Regions from separate parts of the Mus musculus genome. Here region 2 is linked to region 1. Evidence: chromatin loops called from intact Hi-C (ENCODE). Cell type or tissue: left cerebral cortex. All regions are shown on one strand. Each heading gives the region's core, and the rest is flanking DNA. Links, peaks and the distances in the headings are about the cores only. Region 1 holds the start of Limch1 (LIM and calponin homology domains 1). Region 2 holds the start of Gm52776 (a long non-coding RNA gene).

The links. A loop is a pair of places that touch in the nucleus more often than their neighbours do. Peaks named below come from ENCODE experiments on the same cell type or tissue, not always from the same donor. Only the 100,000 strongest peaks of a DNase experiment are listed, where the experiment ranks them.
Region 2: it touches region 1 in a loop (2.7-fold over the local background); 5 of 42 quality-filtered maps call a loop at or near these places.

The regions. Positions count from the first base shown.
Region 1 is chr5:66,739,091-66,749,494 of GRCm38, reverse strand. It overlaps Limch1 (LIM and calponin homology domains 1), which reads right to left and starts at 3,606. Exons shown (of 26, transcript NM_001001980.3): 1 at 3,490-3,606. The coding sequence starts at 3,585. In left cerebral cortex, for the core only: a CTCF peak has its summit at 4,730; DNase peaks (open chromatin) are centred at 3,036, 3,188, 3,490 and 3,763; H3K4me3 peaks cover 3,090 bases; H3K27ac peaks cover 2,899 bases.
Region 2 is chr5:66,891,313-66,901,716 of GRCm38, reverse strand. All of the region lies in intron 3 of Limch1 (LIM and calponin homology domains 1), which reads right to left. Gm52776 (a long non-coding RNA gene) reads left to right here and starts at 7,506. Exons shown (of 3, transcript XR_003955744.1): 1 at 7,506-7,733. It also overlaps the pseudogene Gm6517. In left cerebral cortex, for the core only: no CTCF peak of the experiment used is centred there; DNase peaks (open chromatin) are centred at 2,466, 3,870 and 4,502; H3K27ac peaks cover 2,226 bases.

The sequences.
Region 1 (10,404 bases), core at 1,004-9,003:
TGCACATGTCTTATGGATTTGTTGTTTGTGTGTATGTGTGTGTGTGCATGCATGTGCGTGTATTTGTATATATGGACCCACAACACTGACATCAGGAGGCTTCCTGGATCACTCCCCATACTGTTCTTTGAGGCAGCATCTCGAAACTGAACATAGAGCTCCCTGCCATGGGCTAGTCTAACAAGCCAGCTAGCATGAGATCCCAGTGCTGGAACTACAGATGGGACCTAGTGGGCACTTCGGATCCAAATACCAATCCACGCACTCACCAGGCAAATGCTTTAACCAACAAGCCTATTCTAAAGCACTTTAAAGTATATTCACGTATTAAATCCTGCGGCACTCCTCCAAAGTGAGGTGTTGTTTAATGTCCTGTTTTACAGATGTTTCAACAATATCCCCTTTGTTGTTTTGTTGTTAGTTCGAGGTATCTCTCAAAGAAAATATCTGGAAACATAAGGACAGGAAAAGCAGCTTGCCCAAGGTCACTCAGCTAGAAGTGACAGACCTGGTCCCCACCCAAGGACTTCCAGCTAGGAAGCTGGGCCTCTTGGCCCACTGTGCAGCTTACTGCCCTAGGAAAATAAGCTAGAAAGGCAATTCAATAGGAAGTTGGCCTTGCCTCTGCCTGCTGAGAGTGAATTATTCCTTGAACTTTGCTGTCTCCCCTTAGGACCCTCCCCAAAACCACTTAAGGTACTCTCAGGCTGCTCCTACAACCATGGAAAGTCTCTGGAAATGTGACCCAGCTGTCCCTACCCAGTCTGTGACCGGACCGAGCCCAGCTTTATTACTGAGTTCACCTTTGGCAGCTGAAGCAGAAGCTGGTGTTGGGGGAGGTAGGAGCCTGGCTTCTGAGCCATATTTCCTGCCCAGTAAGACGGTCTTCAAACAGTCAAGGCTACAGGCTGAGAAATTCCTTGCTAAGAACCTGTGTCCGGAAGCTTGCTCTGTGAGCCTTATTAAGAATGTAAATTCTCTAGACAGACCAACTCAAAGAAGCCCAGAACTAAAGATGCAGAGTAGTAGCAAAGTTTATTTATTAACCTGCTGCACCCAAGGGAACATTTTGGTGGGTTTTTTTTTTTTTCAGAAAAATTCCTGACTGCACAGAAAGAAAAAAATGAAAAAGGCCTGTGGGAAATTTAATCACCAATGGAACAAAACCGAAAAACAAAGCCCTCCCCAATGAGGATGTTGCCAGAGACAATGGGCCCCTAAGGGGAGATGCGATTGTCTCCTGATAAGAATCCCCACGGGAAGCGGCTCACACTAAGAAACACATTATTGCTGTATTAGCCCAGGAATCTTTGTTCAGTGGGCAACTGTGTGCAAAACCATCTGTTATGGCCCCCGGCTCCCAGTTTGCAAACGTGGCATTTACATTTCAAGAATGGGAAGGGGAAAGGGGGGGGAGTGTTGAGCACTCCCCCAATGCACACACACACACACACACACACACACACACCTTTTTACCCAGCCTGGGCTTAGGAGAGGAAACTCCCCTTTTGATGAAATCCAACTCCACTGAGGAAAGGAGATAGGCCACTTCAATTATGCACACGCAGCGTGCCTGGCAGCCTGGTCCTAAAGCCACACACACACCATTTGGGTTTTCACTGTCTTTGACTGGTTTAAAGGGCAAAGTATCAAGAGCCATTCTAAACTGTGTTTAGCGCTTAACCCGGCTCTGCTTTCTTAAACTGTCTCTTCCTTTCCTCAAGCTGATATGAAAGCTAATGTTCTACACTGTGTAATGTTTAGCCTGAAATACCAACAGGAAAAAAAAATCTTTATATATTTTGATCTATGGGGAGATGTAATAAATATGTGTACATATTCCAAAATTCACAGAGATGTGAGATTCAGATTTGCATTCTATCCTGCATGGAGTTTATACCACAATGCACTTTTAAAGGCAGGACATGTATGTCAATATTACTATAAATTACTATCAGTTACTATCAAAGAAACTGGGAATAAATCACGTGCCTATGAGAAAACAGAGGCTAATTTCCCCCCCAAAAAATTCAAGAAGTTGAAAGAAGCTGTCACACAACTCTCCACTACTGTCTCCAGTGAGCCTGTGAGCCCCAAACTCAGAGAGAACACCTGTCATGCTCCAAGCCTTCCATCAAAATAAGCCTTCCATCAAAAATAAGAGGCTAACGTCGTTTTCTCATCTGGTAGTAAGTTACATCTGGTAGTTACAAGAGACAAGCCAGCCCTGACTTTTAGTAATGGTGCCTGGTATATATTGTTTCCTTAGTTCCGTTTTTAAATAGATGGCTCCAAACGCTAAGGAGCTTTTTTGCATCCATGAAGCTGGTTGACCCTGAAAGGTGGCGGCCTGTGGCTGAGCCTTCCAGCAATAGCCTCTGCAGGCAACCCAGCAGGTTTAAATATACAGCCCTATAGTTCTATCACCCTACCAACATTGGAGACCTGGGCTGTCCCAAGGGTGGGGATGGGGTCGCTAAGCGACCATCTGAGTTCTCTGAAGCGTATTCTTGCTTGGTCACGACTTAGCTGCACACATCCTCCTTTGAACTCTCAGGCCAAGGGGGTTGCGCGCCATTTAGCCAAATTCCTCTTCTACAAGGCATTTTAAAAGGTGGTTCATAGGAATTCCAAGAGTGGATCACAAATCACCTCTCCCACTCTCGCCCTCCACGCGTCCTGAACCCAAAGACCGGATTGTTTCAGAATAGCAGGGCTACTGAGCTGCACCTGCAGATAGACATCATGAATCAGGATCACCCAGCGAGCGCTTCCTGGACTGAGCCGAGAGCTCCAGTGATTTCCTTGGCCTTCCACCGAGTCATTTAAGAAGTGAAATGTGCCAACCTGGCCCGGTACGGGGCCTGCTGCAGCCCACCCTGCGGTCTCTGGGACAACCGATAGCTGGGCAGCGTGTCTACGGATAGCGCACTCACAACTAGGTCTTGCAGGTTCCCCCCTACGCTGTGCTCTGCGCCAACCTTGCACCTGAACGGGTGCCAGAACACAGCCAAGAGGCTTGGATGGGTATGAGCCTCAGTGGTGATACTGCCAACTCTGCTCCGGAAGGGAGAAGAGAGAGGCCAAGGGAATGTGGAGCAGTGAGCGGGACACCCCGAAATGCGGCTCCCGCAAAGGGCTCTGGAAGCTCGAGCCCCTGTAGCCTTTGCAGCGCTACGGCTCGCACTGCGCTTTCCGTAGCAGCACTTGCAAACCAAGCGGAGATTGCGAGCTCCGCAGGCAGCAGGGATGAAGGCGCAGGGGACAGCCTCTTGCCCCTGGGCGCACAGCTAGACCGCAGTGTCCCCCCTGTTCACGCCCACCATCCCAGAGCCCCAACGCCAAGGGATCTCAGTCTTCCGAAGGCCGCGGAGGATGACCTGGGGAAGCTGGCCACGAAAGTGGGGGAAGGCTGGACCTGAGGTCGCTGCTCTCGGGGCAGCAGCTTGGGGCGCCCCTGCAAGGCCGCCCGCCGGTGGCGGCACCTACCTCGATCCACTTCTGTGCCTCGGCGAAGGCAGGCTCCGGAGGTGGTTCGGGCTGCAGGGGTTGAAGGACTTCCAGACCGAGAGCGGGGCAAGCCATCTGCGAAGCCCGGCGAGTACTGGAGCGCTCGGCCGCCGGGATGAGCACAGCCTCCTCCGCAGGAGCGCGCTCTCCGCCCCTTCCCGCCCGCCGCGCTCTCCAGCCGCCTTCCCCGCCCCCACCGAGCGCAGGTCCCGGAGGACAGCGGCGCGCACTGCCGGAGGACACCGTGGCCACCTCAGCCAGTGGCGCCCGGGCCCGCCGCTTCGTCCCCTCCCCCAACTAAAAATAACCTGCCAGGAGCTCCGGGCGTCCTTCCCGGGCTCATGCAAGGACCGTGGGAGGAACACGGCCCGCCACCCCGCTTGTCCTGCCTCCGGCCGGCTACTTTGGGTAGCAGGTCGAGCTGCACCTTGGGTGAAGCTGGGCGGGGAAACAGCACTACTGCGGCAGAACTGGAGGACTGACTGGCACCTGCTGTCCCTCCCAGCTACAGACCTGAGGCCTAGAGCTGCAGCTCCGGACCCAGCACTCTAAGGTGTTCACAAGGCAACCGCCAGATCTTTCTGTTAAAAGGGGAGGGACTCCCCGCAAGCTACCTGGGCCTTAGCCTGTTGACTCATTCACAGGATTTATTCAGCTCTTATTATTCTCCAACCACCAAGCTAGGAACCTAGGACTGCCGGATTGGGAATGGGGGGTGGGGTGGGGGCAGGGAGGGATAAAACAAAAACAAACAAACAAACAAACAAACAAAAACTCCTAAAATGTGTGCTGGTTAGTTTTATGTCAAGTTGACACATGTTAGAATTATCTGAAACAAGGGAACCTTAACTGAGAAAATGCGAGGGAGAGCCTAGCCCATTGTGGGTGGCACCATCCCTAGGCTGGTGGTCCTGGATTCTATAAGAAAGTAGGCTGTGCAAGCCATGAAGAGCAAGCTAGCAAGCAGCACCCTTCTATGGCCTCTGCATCAGCTCCTGCCCTGCTTGAATTCCTGTCCTAATTTCCTTTGATTAGGAACAGCGAGATAGGGAAATGTAAGCCAATACCCTTTCCTCCCCCGTTGCTTTGATAATGGTGTTTCATCACAGCAAGACACAATTCTAAGAACTTGCCTTCAAGATACGTACACTTAGACTGGGATATAGCTCAGTTGGTAGAACGCTTACCCAGCATGCAGCTCACCCTGCTTTCTGTCCCCAGCGTCATGTCCTTGGAAGTACAAGCTCATAATCCCAGCACTCACTAGGTGCAAGCAGAAGATCAGAAATTCAAAGTCATCCATTGCACAAGCCAACTTGAGCTATATGAGACACCGTTCTCTGTATGTATTTCTCTAGATATTCACAATACCGATATTCACACTGGGGAGCAGACAATAAACATGGGAATCAAAAGATGTTGTAGAATGAGCTATCTGGTAAGAGATGGCCTGTGTTGAGGAGAGAAGGTGCCAGTTGATTTTTAATAAGCTGCTCATGTTGCTCTTGAAATGGCTGCACCAGTGCATTTGGGAGGCAAGCATGCTGGGAGAGGCCTGGAGGAGGGACAAGTGGAGAAGGAAACTGGGTATTTACGCTGGTGTCTCCCTGAGGATTGACTGACACCACCACTCTAAAGCAACATATGTCTTCTTTCCTTGGGTCCTGTCTCCTCTTGACCCATTCCTCCCTTCAGGCCCAGGAATGCTAAACCCCCCTGGTTTCCCACCTTTGCCCACTTCCTTCTATCACCCCTTAGTTTTGCTCAGTCACTTCATCTGTGGCTCAGTAAGCTCAGGGTGTTGTGACAAACCTTTCCTGGGAAGACACAACCCACATGTCTACTTACACTAGGCATGGATCCTGTGGCAGATGAGATACAAGTCCAACTTGGTGAACAATGAGTTTCATTGGGTTACTTAGAGGAACGTGGGTGAGACGTTACTTACAGTCGCAGAAAGGACTCAAAGACAACTGCATCACTAAAGCTCACCCCAGCATGGGTGACAGCTCACAAAGCTGGGAACCTGGAGCTCACAGCACAGCCTGCAGGAAGCTCAACGGGTGAAGAGTACCCTTTCCAGGTGCCTCAGTTGGTCTAAACTTCTTCCAGGCAGCTCTGCTGGCCCTTGCTTCTTCTAGGCAGCTGGTCTGGTCTGATTCTTCTTTGCAGCTCAGCTTGTTGGAGAGTCTTCTTTGTTGCTTGGCTCTGCTCTTCTTAGGGGATACTCAGTGTTTATTGCTTACTCTGTCAGGTCAGGGCCTGGTGAATCTGGTCAGTTTCAGGGACTTCCTGAAGCTACTTTGAGTTGGTTACCTTCCTGCTTAAAGAGCTTCCCTGCAGGATGTAATATTGCAATCTCAGAGGAAACTTTTATGCAATACAATGTTCTTGATTGACACAAAGCCAGTGGATCTATCTCTCTGAATGGCTGCTGGTAAGAGGTCATTGAGGGTGACTAGAGGTAGGCAGGTATTTACCATAGCTAAATCTGTCATCTGTTAATAGTCTGAATTCAGTTTGGGTAGAATTCTGCCACTATAACACAGAGATATAACCCAAAACAGGCTTGAAACACAGTTCTCTGTTTGGGAGCCAGATGACTTACAGTGTATAAACTTTGAAAACTACTTATATGGCATTTGAATGGAGCAAAGCATAGGTCTCATTGCAATACAAATAGGTAACCAACCCAAACTTTATTCTAGTCCTGTTCCCATTGATATGAGAAATCCGGGGACATGAGGAAGCTAGGACATAGACTCAGACAGCCTTTCTCTAGGCCTGCTATAACAGCATGATCAACTTCCTTTCCACCCCTGTTCAGACCACCTTACATTAGTGCCTCAAGCCATCCAGCAGCATCATGGTGACTAAATACAAAAAAGACAGAATCATTTAGTCCCTAGTTAGTGCTAAATACAGGCCAGTTGACCCTTGCATCCTGCCATCCAAAACAGAGGGAGGGGAAGATATGCCAACCCAGAGCTCAAGAGGGTCACTAGCGGCAAAGAGCTAAGGGAATGCACTCCAAAGAGAATGGACCTTGTCTGCAGGAAGAAAGACACCAACATAAACACAAGAGCTCATAAAACAACTCCAGTGCACTGACATTGAACTGTCAGCATGGGCTTTAACTGAAGGAGAGGGAAAGGAATCCGGTGACCTAGATGGCACGTCTAAGTGAGTATTTAGACTCTTGACCAAGTCAGTAGGATAGTGCCCATCCATAATCCTAGCATCAGGAAGGCTAAGTCACAGGGACTGCACGTTTGGGAACAGCCTGAGATACATATTGAGGCAAGCCTGGACTACATAGCAGGACCTGAAAATAACAAAGGGTTGGAGCTGCAGTTCAGCGGTAGAGCATGTACTTAGCATGTCCAGCTCAGTGGTAGAGCATGTACTTAGCATGTCCAGCTCAGTGGTAGAGCACGTACTTAGCATGTCCAGCTCAGTGGTAGAGCATGTACTTAGCATGTCCAGCTCAGTGGTAGAGCATGTACTTAGCATGTCCAGCTCAGTGGTAGAGCATGTGCTTAGCATGCACAAGGCCCCAGGTGTAGAAGAATTATCTTCAATATAAATGTGAGCAGTGCATCATCCGGTGGTTGTATTTCTTCACCTTATACTAGCTCCCCAGAAACACACAGAAAAACCAAGATTTATTTCAAGGTATACCTCAATAGCTGAACAGTTAAATGATCTACCTTAACCTCCTATGCTAATATAGCTACCTCCCAGCCCCATCCCGTGATACTTGCTTATTATTATCCGTCTGACTCTTTGGGCTTCAGATGTGTTTCCACAATTGCTCTGCGGAGGACCCCTTCCTCATGGTTCCAAATCCCCCATCCTCCTGGCTGCATTTTCTGTCTCTCTGTCTCTTTGTCTCTCTGTGTCTCTCTCTGTCTCTCTGTCTCTCTCTGTCTCTCTCTCTGTCTCTCTCTCTGTCTATCTCTCTCTCTGCCTCTCTCTCTCTCTCTCTCTCTCTCTCTCTCTGTCTGTCTGTCTCTCTCTCTCTCTCTCTCTCTCTCTCTCTCTCCCTCCCCTCCACTGGTGGACATCCTACCCTATTCTCTCTTCTGCCCAGCTACTGGGTGATCAACACTTATTGACAAGACAAAGAGTAAATGGTAAGAATTGTTTACACAAACTTGAGACAGGAGAGTCTTGGTATAAGTTACAATGCCCTGACTGAATTGAAATAAGATATGAGGGCAGAGAAATCAGCATTTGAATAACTCGAGGATAAATTTTAACACAGTGTACAAAAACATTATGCCTATACCCAGGTCAGTCCTAGCACTAATGAATTAATTTAATAATTTAATTAATTCACATAATACATAGCCTCTCATATGTGGCTTTTTGAAATATTTTTAAGACCCATACATGCAGTGTTACAGCATGTATAAATATCAATATTTTGTCAATTTTCTGTCTTCTTTTAATTATTCAAGAGATATGACCTCACTACGTTTTCTAGACCGGCTCAAATTCCTAGGGATGCTACTACCTCAGTCTGCTTAGTAACTGGGACTAGGGGTGGTGTAGACCCTCACAGCCACACTCCGTTCCTTTTCAGTACCAAAAGCGTTGACACTGTGTTAGCGTTCATTCTGTGTATCCGATCATGACTTGGACATTCGGATTGTTTTCATTTTGGGTTTGCTGAGAATAATGCTATTATAAATATTCATGTGCACGTGTTTGTATGGAAATATGTTTTCTCTTGTGTATTTGCCAAGATGACTTAGTGTTCAGCTTGTTAACAAACCACCAGACAGTTCTCCTTTACACCGACACGAGTCTATATTCCTACCAGCATCACAAGACGGTTCCAGTTTCTCTGTGTCCTTACCACTCCGAGATTTTTTTTGAGACACAGTATCACCAAGAAGCCCTTTACAGGCCTGGAACTCACTGTGTAGACCAGGCTAACCTCAAAGTCATAGAGAGATCCACCTGCATCTGCGTCCTGAGTGTTAAGATTAAAAACATGTTCCCTGTGTTAAACCCAGACTTTTATTGTAACCATGCCAGTATATATGAAATGGAATGTAACATTTTGTTTTGGAGACAGACTCTCCTGTATTTCACAATGGCTTCCATCTCCCTGTAAAGCCAAGGGCACTCCTGGCTCCACCTCCTGAGCAGGCCTGTGTACCCCCATGCCTGGTTTATGCTTCCTTGCTGGGGATCAAACTCAGGGCTTCTCAAGTGCTAGGCAAACTTTCTGTCAATTGAGCTACATCCTCAGTCTTTGATGATGGGTTTTAACTTGCATTTCTGGGGAGCTAATGAGAATGAGTTTCTTTTCCTATGAATATTGGCCAGTTACACATCTCCTTGGGAGACATATCTATTCCTTTTCTTTCTTCTCTTTCTTCTCTTTCTTCTCTTTCTTTCTTTCTTTCTTTCTTTCTTTCTTTCTTTCTTTCTCTTCACTTTTTTTTAATGGATCATCATATTGCTCAGTCAGCCCTGAAACATATGGTGATCTGCCTGCCTTGGCATCTCAAGTATTGGAATTACAGGTCTGCAACACGATGCCTGGCTCTTCAAAAGCATATATTAATTTAATTATGTTTTCTTATATTGTTGAGATATGAGAACTCTTAACATATTCTGAATACAAATCCCTTATCAAATATATGATTTCCAAATATTTTCTCCCATTCTATATGTTGAATTTTCTCTTTAAAAATATTTATTTTATTTTTGTCATGTGTATATGTGTATGTGTATATACATGGCTGCCTATGGGGGCCAGAAGGGGATGTCAGACCCCTTGGAACTAGAGTTACATTTCTCATTTGCCCAGTATGGATGCTGGCATCAAGTTGGTCCTCTGATAGAGCAGTAAGCGCTCATAACTGCAGACCCATCTGTAGCCTTAATTTTTGCTTTCTTTGTAGCATCCTTTGAAGAACAGATTTTTTTTCATTTTGATAGTCTAAAATGTCCATTTTTAAACTTTTTTGCTCAGAGTTTTGGTGTCATAACTGAGATATAACAGATTAATGGAAGCTCACAAAAGTTGATGTATCTTTCCAAGAGTCTTAGCTTAGATACAACCTTAGTTCTTGTTAAAGCACAGATTTGAAGGTCAAACTCGGTATGATAGTCTGGGTCTTTTGAGGAGCATTTTCAGGTGTGAGGACCTTATTAGGAAAATTTCCTCAAGCTAAAATATGGAGGGAGTCAGTAGTCGCCAACTGACTTGGAACAGAGAGGAGCCAGCACAGTATTGCACACCTATTATCCCAGAATTCAGGAAGTAGAAATGGGAGAATTAGGAGTTCAAGGCCACTCTTGGCTACCTAGGAAGTTTGAAGCCAGCATACATGAAACTGCCTTAACAAAGGAGGCAGGGCCAATCAGAAGAGAAGCCTGTCCGGAGGTCCTTGAGCCAACTGGCAAAGGATCCCTGATATTGCAACAATGGCCGATCCTTAGTGTCCCTGACATTTTCAGCAACTGGCTGGAAACATTGGGCAGCAATTTCTTTTTTTTTAACTTTTTTTAAAATTAATTAAAAGAATTAATATATATATATATATATATATATATGTATATATATATATATATATATATAAAATACTGTAGCTGTCTTCAGACACACCAGAAGAGGGCATCAGATCCCATTACAGATGGGTGTGAGCCACCATGTGTGGTTGCTGGGAACTGAACTCAGGACCTCTGGAAGAGCAGTCAGTGCTCTTAACCGCTGAGCCATCTCTCCAGCCCATGGCAGCAATTTCAAAGCAGAAAAGCTGCAGCCTTGGTCTGTGGCATTTGTTGAGGGGTTCATTTCATAACAATCCCATTTGAGTCTCAATCCAGCCCTGTCCTTCATTGTAATACACTAACTACAACATTATCTAGTCT
Region 2 (10,404 bases), core at 1,220-9,219, 150 kb before region 1:
AGCTGAACAAGGAAGATGAAATATGATTCTGTCAGAAACGGTTCTAGCAGAATCAGGACTTGAGTGAAAGTCCCAAGACATATACTGACGGTAAATTGATTCAACCAGAGCTGTGCTCTGGCCCAGAGAAGTCAGGAAGCAGCCAGTTAAGGCAGAACAATTCCAGACCACTGCTCATCCCACAAGGATGACTGAGGTCAGGGTCTTAGAGGTCAGTCTTGGGTTCAGCCCTTGGAAAGGCAGGGAAACCACAGCAACTTTTCAAGTTGTACTCATTATGGTCTTTGCGGGGACACAGCCAACATCAGCCAGGGGGCTGTTTACCAACAGTGTCTTCCAGCACCTCCTTCAGAAACAACCATAGAAACCCCTGCCAAAACTTACATGAGAAGCAAAGAGAGGAGACTGAGTGTAGCCATGTAAAACATGCCCCAGTCATTTCGCAACCTCCAGCTCCTTGTAGGTGGTTGCTGTGGAAGAAATGACTGCTTACAGAAAACAAAGCCCAGGAACCCATCCAGCCACCAGAAAGAGAGCAGAGGGAAATTATCCACTGCTCTCTGAAACTCACAGGGATGCCTTGCTCGGTCTGCGCCCTACAGTGTCTAGGAATAAAACCTTCACAGAGAAGAGGGAATGGGGTCAGGGGCAAGTACAGGTTATTGGAGAAGGCATTCAATGTCAAAAAGGACACACTGTATTCAAGTAGAGCTCTACAGACTGGAGAAGCCAGATAGAAATTATACATCTAACATACCCAAGAGATGTGAGGGTCTGGGTTCTGGAAGGAACCAAATACAAGCTCAGTTGCCAAGGTAGTAGCAGAAGCCATGAAAGCTGACCTTCATCAACCTACCTGCTCAAAGTTGTGCCTTGGGATCCTTGGAACCAATTACCTAGGGGTCATCCTGATCGCTCCTTTACATTGTTTTCCAGGACAGTTCAGTATGCCATTCCATACACAGACCCCACCCTTCCAGCTGCCTAGGAACCCACAGAAACACGGTCTTCTCAGTCTACTGGATATTTCTTTCTAAAGCCTCGGGGAAAGGGTCATGGAGATAGTTTGAGATACTTTCCCGGTCTGATTAGTTGTTGGCACCGTACTGTCTGCTACACCCTGCAGGGTTTAGACAGCAGCATACATCGATCGGGATGAAACCTGAGGTGGCTGGTTCCAACAATGACCACCTGACATTTGGTTTAGTACCTAGGTGCAGCAAGAGTGCAGTCAGTATTCGGGGAAGATCAAGGAATACACATACAATGTAGGAAGATTAGGAGGAATGCACATATATGTGTGCATACACACTCACACATATACACACTCACAAATAACACACACACAAAATCCCCTTTACTTGCTCATTCTCAAACTGTCCTTTCTCCTGGAGAAAGTTTATTAACATTTGTACTTTACATTCAGAGCTAAACTCTCAAAGGATTCCAAAATCATCTCAATAAACAATCCTCCTCCTCCTCCTCCTTCTCCTCTACCTTCTCCTCGTCCTCTCCTACCTCCTCTTGCTTCTCTCTCTCTCTTATTCTTCCTTCTCCTCTGTTTTTATCCTTCTCCTGCTTCTTTATGAAAGTCAAGAAGACAGTTATTGAGCCCATTTTATGGGCAAGTAAACATGGGCCTCAAATGACTAAGGAATCTGCCAGGATATGCGGCTAAGATATGTATTCTGAAAATTCAGGGTTTCAGATTCGGCCCGCTAGTTGTATAGAAGAATGCCAGCTACTAACAAAACACACCGTCACCTTCTGAAAGATAGATTTTATGAAAGGCTGGGGGTTATGAGGAATTGCATTCCGTTTGTTCAGCAAATATCTACTGAATATCTATGTACCAGGTGCTGAAAATGCTCAGGCTGGCATTGGACCTACATGGCTCTGTTCCCGCTGTTTCTCTAGTTACTATGTATCTTATCATCAAAAGGAGAAGCTGATGAATATGCTACTCAAGGCAACCTGGAAAGCAGGTTCTCTTTGATGTTCTTCCCAAGGAAACTTCCCTTTAGCTTTTCCTAGGACTCTCAAAGAACCATCCTGGGGACATGCAAGAGGCTAGAGAGATGGATGACTGGGGACCCGAAGGAACACAGGGAAGTGTATAGCATGAAGTCACAGGGTCTGTTTCTGTCCTAATGCATGTCTTTGCATGTCTTCCTTCCCCGACTAAAAGGGAGGGCTGAAAGAGCGGTGTGGATATCCATATCCCTTCTTTAGCTGGGTAAGCTGGAAGAGTAATGGCCATCCCTAACACTCAACAAACCATCAGAGAAAGCAGGTTGCTGAGAGCGGCTCACACCCATAGGCAGACTCTCTAGGTTCCAGGCAGCAACTTCAGGTAGCCCCACTCATGCAGTGCAGAACCAACAGTCCCTTCTTCCCCCTCTGCTGAATCAGCCAGGCTGGAAGGATCCAGTGAGGACGGTTATAGCCTCTGGAGATATTTGGTTTAACTTGGCACCACGAAGGAAATAACAGTAGTTCAGGGAGAGAATAAAAATGAGGAGTTGGCAGAATAAAGGTGATAAAAATAGATTTTTCCAACTCCTCGAAGATGAATCATTTTGTCACAGTGATTCGTGAAGCTGTTTCAGTTTGGTTTTCAATCCAGCCCCATAAATTTGATGAAGAGAAATTTCCTTCCCTCGATAGCCAGTGCCATGAAGTGTTCAGCGTTCAGACAGCTTTGACGGGGTTTTATTAGAAAACCTCTCAGGGTTACCCTCCAGTCCTTTCTATGCCTGCTATAAATACAGATTGTGACTGATGGTCAAGGACCAGTCAGGGATGCAGCCCTTGAATCCAGAGCCACTGCTTTTTCCTCCCTGGCCACTTTTCTCCTCAATTCTTTTTGTTGCCAGAAAATGAGATTTTTTTTTTACAACGCATAGCAAGGCAGCTGAGACAACAGAAGAGTGAGAGAGAGGTCTCAGGTGAGAGGTACCTCCTGTATGTGTAGACACATCCCTCATGGCACCAAATGGTGCAGTATTGGGGTCTACACATTGCCCCACATTGCCTCCTTCCTTCTCCCCTGGACATTGATCATAGATACTTTCCAATAACAGATTTACTCACCCCAGCATGTCCTCACACTCTGTACTGAGCTCCTGCAGACCCACACAGGGAGGTGGGGGGGTGTGCAGCTCCCCTCCTGTGAGCCCCTCACAGCAGTCCAGATGTTCCTACATTCTCTTGCCCAGCAAGATCCTCACTACCATGGAGCCCTGCTTGGAGCAGAGCAGGCAGGCTGCAATAGCTGGAATGCTGATGTGGAGGGGAATGAAGTGTGAGAGAGCTGATTGCCACACCTATTGGGAAAGGAGGTGGGGATTCCGATCCCTCCAAGGAAGAGGAGGCAACACCCCCAGGGATCCAGAAGCCCAAATACTATCCTAAAAAGAGAACATGGTGACAGCCTGTAGCACACAGTAGGCTTGCAATATTGTCAGCCATTCTGGAACTGGACTAAAATCAGTGTGACTGGCCATTAGGCTTCAGGTTCTAACTCTGAGACAAACCAGCTGCAGTGTCCCGGGCCAGTTATCACCTTCTGAGCCTCAGTTTCCCCATTTATAAAACGATAGTGTTGTTAAACAGGTAGAGGGCCCCTAATCCTGCAACCATGAAAATAAACACAAGCTTAAGAAATAAGAAGCACTGCTATGATTTACTGGAAACATACCATCCGCCATCATCTTAGGCATTTAATGTGTGTCAGCTTGCTTGGTCCCACAATGCTGAGATGAGATTTATCAGCTTTTATTTTATAGACGAGGAAACTATCACAAGCTCTCCGTGAATCCCCGTGAACATAAAAGATCATCATATCCATTCAGTGTTTTGAATTTAAATGGTGGCATTCAATCTCTGTGCCTGGAATTGAGGTGACATCTGAGAATGGAATCCAGCCCTGTTGGATGACTAATGTGTTTACAGTCTCTGCTGGTGTAATTCTGAGATACCAGTATTTATGGTTATAGTCGCTCTCGCTACTGCAGAATCCATTTTCCACCTGTTGTTTTTTATTAAAACTCCATAAAGGCCATGAAATATTTCTTTGTACAGATTCTAAAAACAGGGTCCTGAAATATGTGAACTGAAATTCTGTGTGTGGATTTACTGTTTGGAATTTTCAGGTGCCATAAAACACAGTGTTTATGACCAATCTATCACTTATAAAAAGTTTATTAGATTGATAGGCCGGCGGACTCTGGTATCCTGCCATTTATTGACACCAATACATCCTATGGTAGGCTGGCGTTTAGCACTTATTAATAACTCCTGTGTTTCCACTCTTTCCTTGCTTTGCACCCTCCTTAATCATTATCAAATTTATTGTCATTTACCCTACTTTTTAAATAAAATAATTTAGAGAGAGTTTTTAAAAAAAAATATACAGAAGAGTTGCAAAAGGAAAAATAGGTTCAGTACAGCTAAGATCTCACATCTCAGTGCCTAGGATCACCATGGCAACTGGGGAAGAGATTCTGGCCGAGTGCTGGAAACTAGAATCTGGGTTTCAACTCTTTGATACCATCTAGGATAGCACATTACACTTTCAGCAAGTCAGGACTTACCTTGTTTCTGAAACTTGCTTTAAAAAAAAAAATGACCTTGGCAGTCGTGAAGAACACTGTCAGGAATCTTGTAGACTGTTTTTCTACTTGACTTTGCTATTTTTTCCCTCATGCTTAGCTATGTGAGGAGGACCATTAAAGTTAAGTCCTATTTTTACAACATTGTATCCCTCACCCTGCTTTTGTTTTCTTCTTCTTCTTCTTCTTCTTCTTCTTCTTCTTCTTCTTCTTCTTCTTCTTCTTCTTCTTCTTCTTCTTCTTCTTCTTCTTCTTCTTCTCTTCTTCTTCTTCTTCTTCTTCTTCTTCTTCTTCTTCTTCTTCTTCTTCTTCTTCTTCTTCTCCTCCTCCTCCTCCTCCTCCTCCTCCTCCTCCTCCTCCTCCTCCTCCTCCTCCTCCTCCTCCTCTTCTTCTTCTTCTTCTTCTTCTTCTTCTTCTTCTTCTTCTTCTTCTTCTTCTTCTTCTTCTTCTTCTTCTTCTTCTTCTTTCTTCTCCTTCTCCTTCTCTTCTCCTTCTCCTCCTCCTCCTCCTCCTCCTCCTCCTCCTCTTCCTCCTTCTTTTAACTTTATATGGGGGCTGGGGAAGACTGACTATACTTTCCAGGCTGGTCTTGAACTCCTAGCCTCAAGTGACCCTCCTGCCTCCTCTCCTTGGGTAACTAGGACTACAGGGTTGTGCTGCTATGCCTGTTAGTCATCACAGTTTTAAAAACTATATTTAAGTCGAACAAAAGACTTAAGGCAGTGGTTCTCAACCTGTGGGTTGAAACCCTCTAGGGGTCAAACAACCTTTCTACAGGGGTCACATATCAGATATCCTGCATATCAGATATTTACATTACAATCCATAACAGTAGCAAAGTTATAGTTTTATAGTTCTGAAGAAGCAACAAAAATAATGTTACGGTTTAGGGGTCACCACAGCAGGAGGAAGTGTATCAGAGTCACAGCAGTAGGAAGGCTGAGAACCACTGCTTTAAGGTAGGCAAAATTGAACTCTGGAAGAACAAGTTAAATATCAAGGCCTTTACTTGGTTATTGCATATTATACATTGTTGAGAGGGCGAAAATGAGAGAAATTAATGTTCCATTTTTAGATCAATGTAGAACCAAGCTTCTAGCAGGAAGCCACTTAATGATCAGATAGGTGTCTAACAATTCTTTTGAAACGCCGGCCAAGACAAACTTCCTATGAAAACAGTCTCAGAGGAAGACGCACTGGAAGGGCAATGCTATCCCAGCCAAGCATGGTCTACTGCTCGTGCCTTCAAGTGGTTTGGGACGTGTTTTTGTTCTTGTTAAACTGTAGAAACCCCATGAACTTGAGTGGAAAGTCATGTATAAGAATTAGTTCCACAGAAATTTCGTTATGCAAGCCATGACTATGAAAAACAGGTAAGACAAAGACCAAAACATGTGTCCCTGTTCTTGTATGTTTTCCCTCACAGATCATACTTGAAGCTTTTATTCCCAAAGGGGAAGAGCAAGGAAGTGATGTAATGTCACAGGCTGCTGAACTCTGCCCAGGGAACGATAAGGGAAAACAACTGAGCTCTTTCTTCAAAGAAAGATTTGGGTCCACCCCCACCCCAGAAACAGGAAGAAGAAAAAAACCTAAGGGAAGATTTAAAAAAAACTTACAGAACTTTTATATGTAACTCCTGTCTTTGTGGGGACACAAAAACGATCATGGAAACATGTTAGGAAAATAATCTATAGTGCACAGAAAGACTATCAGACGTCAGGTAGTGACTCCAGTCACTTAATACATATGAGTAAGAATCTAGGTGCTTGGCTGCTTATCCACTGTTATGGGTTAAATTGTATCCTCCATCAGGTCCCCCTAACCAACTCCTTGTAACTCAGAATGTGACAGTATTTGACTTTAAAGAGGTCATTACGCCATAGGAAATCCTCTGCTTGGACCCTAAGCCAAGCTGCGATGGTGTCCTCCTAAAAAGTGGAAATGCTGACACAGACAAGCATGTAAAAAAGTACAAAAGGATGGCCATTCAGAAGAAACCAGGCCTCATCCCAGCTTGGATCTTGGACACTCATGGCCCTTCAGAATTGTGGGAAAATGCATTTCTATTGCTCAAGCTACCCATCGTGTCATCGTGGTAGAAGAAACCAACACACTTGCCTTCCACTAACAGTAAAAGTCATGGGATAGCAGCCCTTAGAGCATCAGCCAGGTGGGTACTACCTAACAAGCTGTCAACCAGTTAGGTGAAGGACTTTCAAAGTCTCCATCTGGCATGCTTTCAAAGCTAAGTCCAACACTTCATGACTTCTCCAGTGGCTTCAAGTCCCTTTTGTCTCTCTCTCTCTCTCCTTTTTCTTGTGTCCCTTCAGGACTTGTCAAGCAAAGCTAAGTCCAACACTTCATGACTTCTCCAGTGGCTTCAAGTCCCTTTTGTCTCTCTCTCTCCTTTTTCTTGTGTCCCTTCAGGACTTGTCAAGCGCACCCAAGGATTAAAAACTACAATCAGAGGGAGGGATTCAAATTTTGTGGTTATAGGAAAGGAAATTAATTTGGTTTTTGTGCACACTTTAGCATGAAGATTTAATGTCAGAATTTTTCATTCACTAACAGAGTCAAACTTTTCTCATGTTCCCCCTCCAGGTTTCAATCTAACATGTCCTTTACCCTGCCAGACATCTGCACATGACTGTCTCTTAGAGACAGCCAAGTCGGTGTGTCCAAAACAGAATTGATATTTGTTCTTGGAGGCCACTTCTCATCCCCTGTTCCCATGATTCCTATTAAGAACATTAGCATGCTCCAAGTTTCTCAGGTCCCAAACATAAATGTCATCTTCCTAGCATTATTTATTGTGTTTTTACCAAGTCCAACATGTACATATTTTTAACATCTGAAATAAAGTTGCGTCTTTCCATTGCTGGTGCCTTACCATTGTGTCATAATTGAGTTGGCAGGTGGCTTTTATTAGCTAGACCCTTACGAATGCTATGTCTCATAAAATGATGGCTTACTGTGTTTGGAGACAAATTCTGTCTTCCCATGTCTGTTCCCCTTGGCCCTTCATCTAGGCTTAGGTGTGTATCAACTCTCATCGGGATTTCTCGTCTCCTAATCAACTGATGCTTGGTTTCTTCCCATAGCTGGCTTCCTACACTTGTAAGTACTTAAATCTGAACTGTCTCCCTAGAGTTCATGTGTTCAAAGCTTGGTCCCTAGCGAAGTAGTACTAAGAGGTGAAACCTGGGAGGTGATTAGATCATGAGAATACTACCTTATACTTTGATGAAGTCATCACCGAATAGGTTATTAAGAGGTGAGGCCGAGAAGAGGAGGAGACAGGTTACTATAGACATGCCATTAACGGAAATGTTTTCACCAGTCTTTTCTCTGACTGTTTGCTTCTTTGCTGCCATGAAGATAGGTGTCTCTTCTGCCACACACTCCGGCTTCTGTAACTCTGCCCCCATCAAGCCCCAAGTAATGGAGCCATCCAACCTTGGGCTGAAGTCTATGAAACTGAACCACAATAAAACCTTTTTCCCTGTAGGTTTTTTGTCTCTGATATTTATTCACAGTGATGGAAAGCTAGAGAGCCCCACATAGATGCAGAGTTATCTGTAGCACAGAAGTCCTTTGCTTTCAGTAGGTCCAACTCCACCAAGATGGGATTTCTGGTCTCAATGTGCTCCTTCTGGTTCATTCCAAAACAATGAAGTCCAAAAAAATGACTTTTCTCAGAGACCCTTAGCTCCAGATAAGTCATATGGGAACACTGGTTGCTCTCAGATAGCATCTAAGCTCTTCTGGCTTGACCTTATACACTCCCAACAAGAAGATCTTTTCTACAACTCTGATGTGTCTTGTGTTCATAGGAGCGCTGGTCACACCTCACCTTTCCAAAGCAGATCTTAATCTCAAGTCACCTTCCTTGGTCATCCTCGCATATTAGACTTCATTAGCTCTCTGTAGCTTCCTCACTGTTAGACTTGTTTCTTTGCCTCCTGGGAGGACGACCTCTAAAACTTACGGGTTATGACTTATAGCAAAAGCAGATTTGTTCTTGGAAGACAAGAGAGAACAAACCATCTCTTCTTGGTGCAATGTGAACCACCTCTCCCCCCTCCCCCATGCCAAGGAAATAGTACCAAAAAACAAAACAAGGGACTAAGTTGGATCTCATACAAGAAGCTGTGCCAGAAAACTGTAATCTTTAAAGTGCTATGACACTATGGTCATGTCTCTTGAGGTAAATATTATTTGGGGATTTTTCTACCCCACCTTAGATCATTTAGTTCCCAAATAAAAGACGCAAAACCTTTATATTTGCAATAAGCCTTAAAGCATTTGAGCTGGGCAGATATCAACCCTCTATAATATTTTGTCTATTTCTCTGTCAATATTTCCAAGATATCACTTGCCATGTTACACCTGGGCTGATCCTACTCTAACTGGCTGGCCCTTGTGGCCTGGTGCTCACAATCCACCTACTCCATGGTGCCTTCTTCGTCCTCCTCTTCTCTCCCTGTGGTCTCTTTCTCTCCCCTCTACCTGTGACTCCCCAACCAGGTATCTGAAAATCCACCTACCTCCATTCCCTCCAGTAATTGGCTGTCATCATTTTTCTTTTTAACCAATAGTTTTAAATTAAGGAGCAAGGTTTGCACAAGAGCTGGTATACTTGAGAATTCACTCATAGCATACATAGCCACAAATCAAACCTCAGTACATGTCTCCAGAAGAATAAGAATATTTACAGGTTAGTAGAAACGTTCCTCAGCTTACAAAGGGAATAAGTCCTGACAAACACATCATAAGTTGAAAATCCAATGAACACATCTACCTCACCAAACAGCACACCCGAGGACAAGGCACACAGTAGTGTGTGAGTATGATGTTTACTTATGTTGTGGCTGACTGAAAGCTGTGACTCCTGTTGCTGTCAGGATTTAGAAAGCCATACTGTGCATCTGCAGCCCAGGAAAATATCATCAAAGAATAGATCCTACTGAAAGGGCATCACTTTCACATCATAGTGATGTCAAGAAGGGGTGAGCCAAGCCAAGTGGAGAAAGAGTGTATGCACAATAATGTCAGCCTCTGTGACAGGTAGAGTCCCACAGCTCCCAAGGACCGCTCCTGGTTTTCAAGTCCTTACATACTTTCCTGGAGTGTGGGGTTGACTCAGTGTCTTGCTTTTAATTACATGTACGGCAGAAGTGACAGAGTACCACTTCAGAGATTAAGGTATAAAAGACAATAACTTCCACCTTAAGCATTTGTGTTCCCTCTCATCCTTCCTCCCCCACCTCCTTCCTCTCTGCCTCTCTCTCCCTCCCCCTCTCTCCTTCTTTCCTTCCTTCCTCCTCTCTCTCCTTCCTTCCCTCTCTTCATCCCCTCCCTCATGAAAGAGACTCTGAACTAGCAACTGCTCTAAGCCTCGATCAGGTTCCTAACCCATGGGAATTATGTGATAACCAATGTGGTTTTAAGCTACTGAGTTGGGTCAGCCATTTGTTACACAGCAGTGGATAATTAATTCACTTTCCAAACCAAGAAAACCCAAATCGAGATCATATGTGCCGGGTAAGTACCAGGAACACAATCTCTTATCAAGTCTTCTGCCAAAAGAACCTGGACAAGGAGACTAGTGCATCAGTCTTATCTAAGCATATTATCGAACAGCAGCTAAACGTTGCACATTTGCTCTTATGTATGCATGGCTAATTGGAAGCTGTGGCTCCTGCCACTGTCAGGATATAGAATGTCAAACTGCATAGCCCCATCCCAGGAAAAGATCAAAGCATAGAGTCTACTGAACAAGCATTAC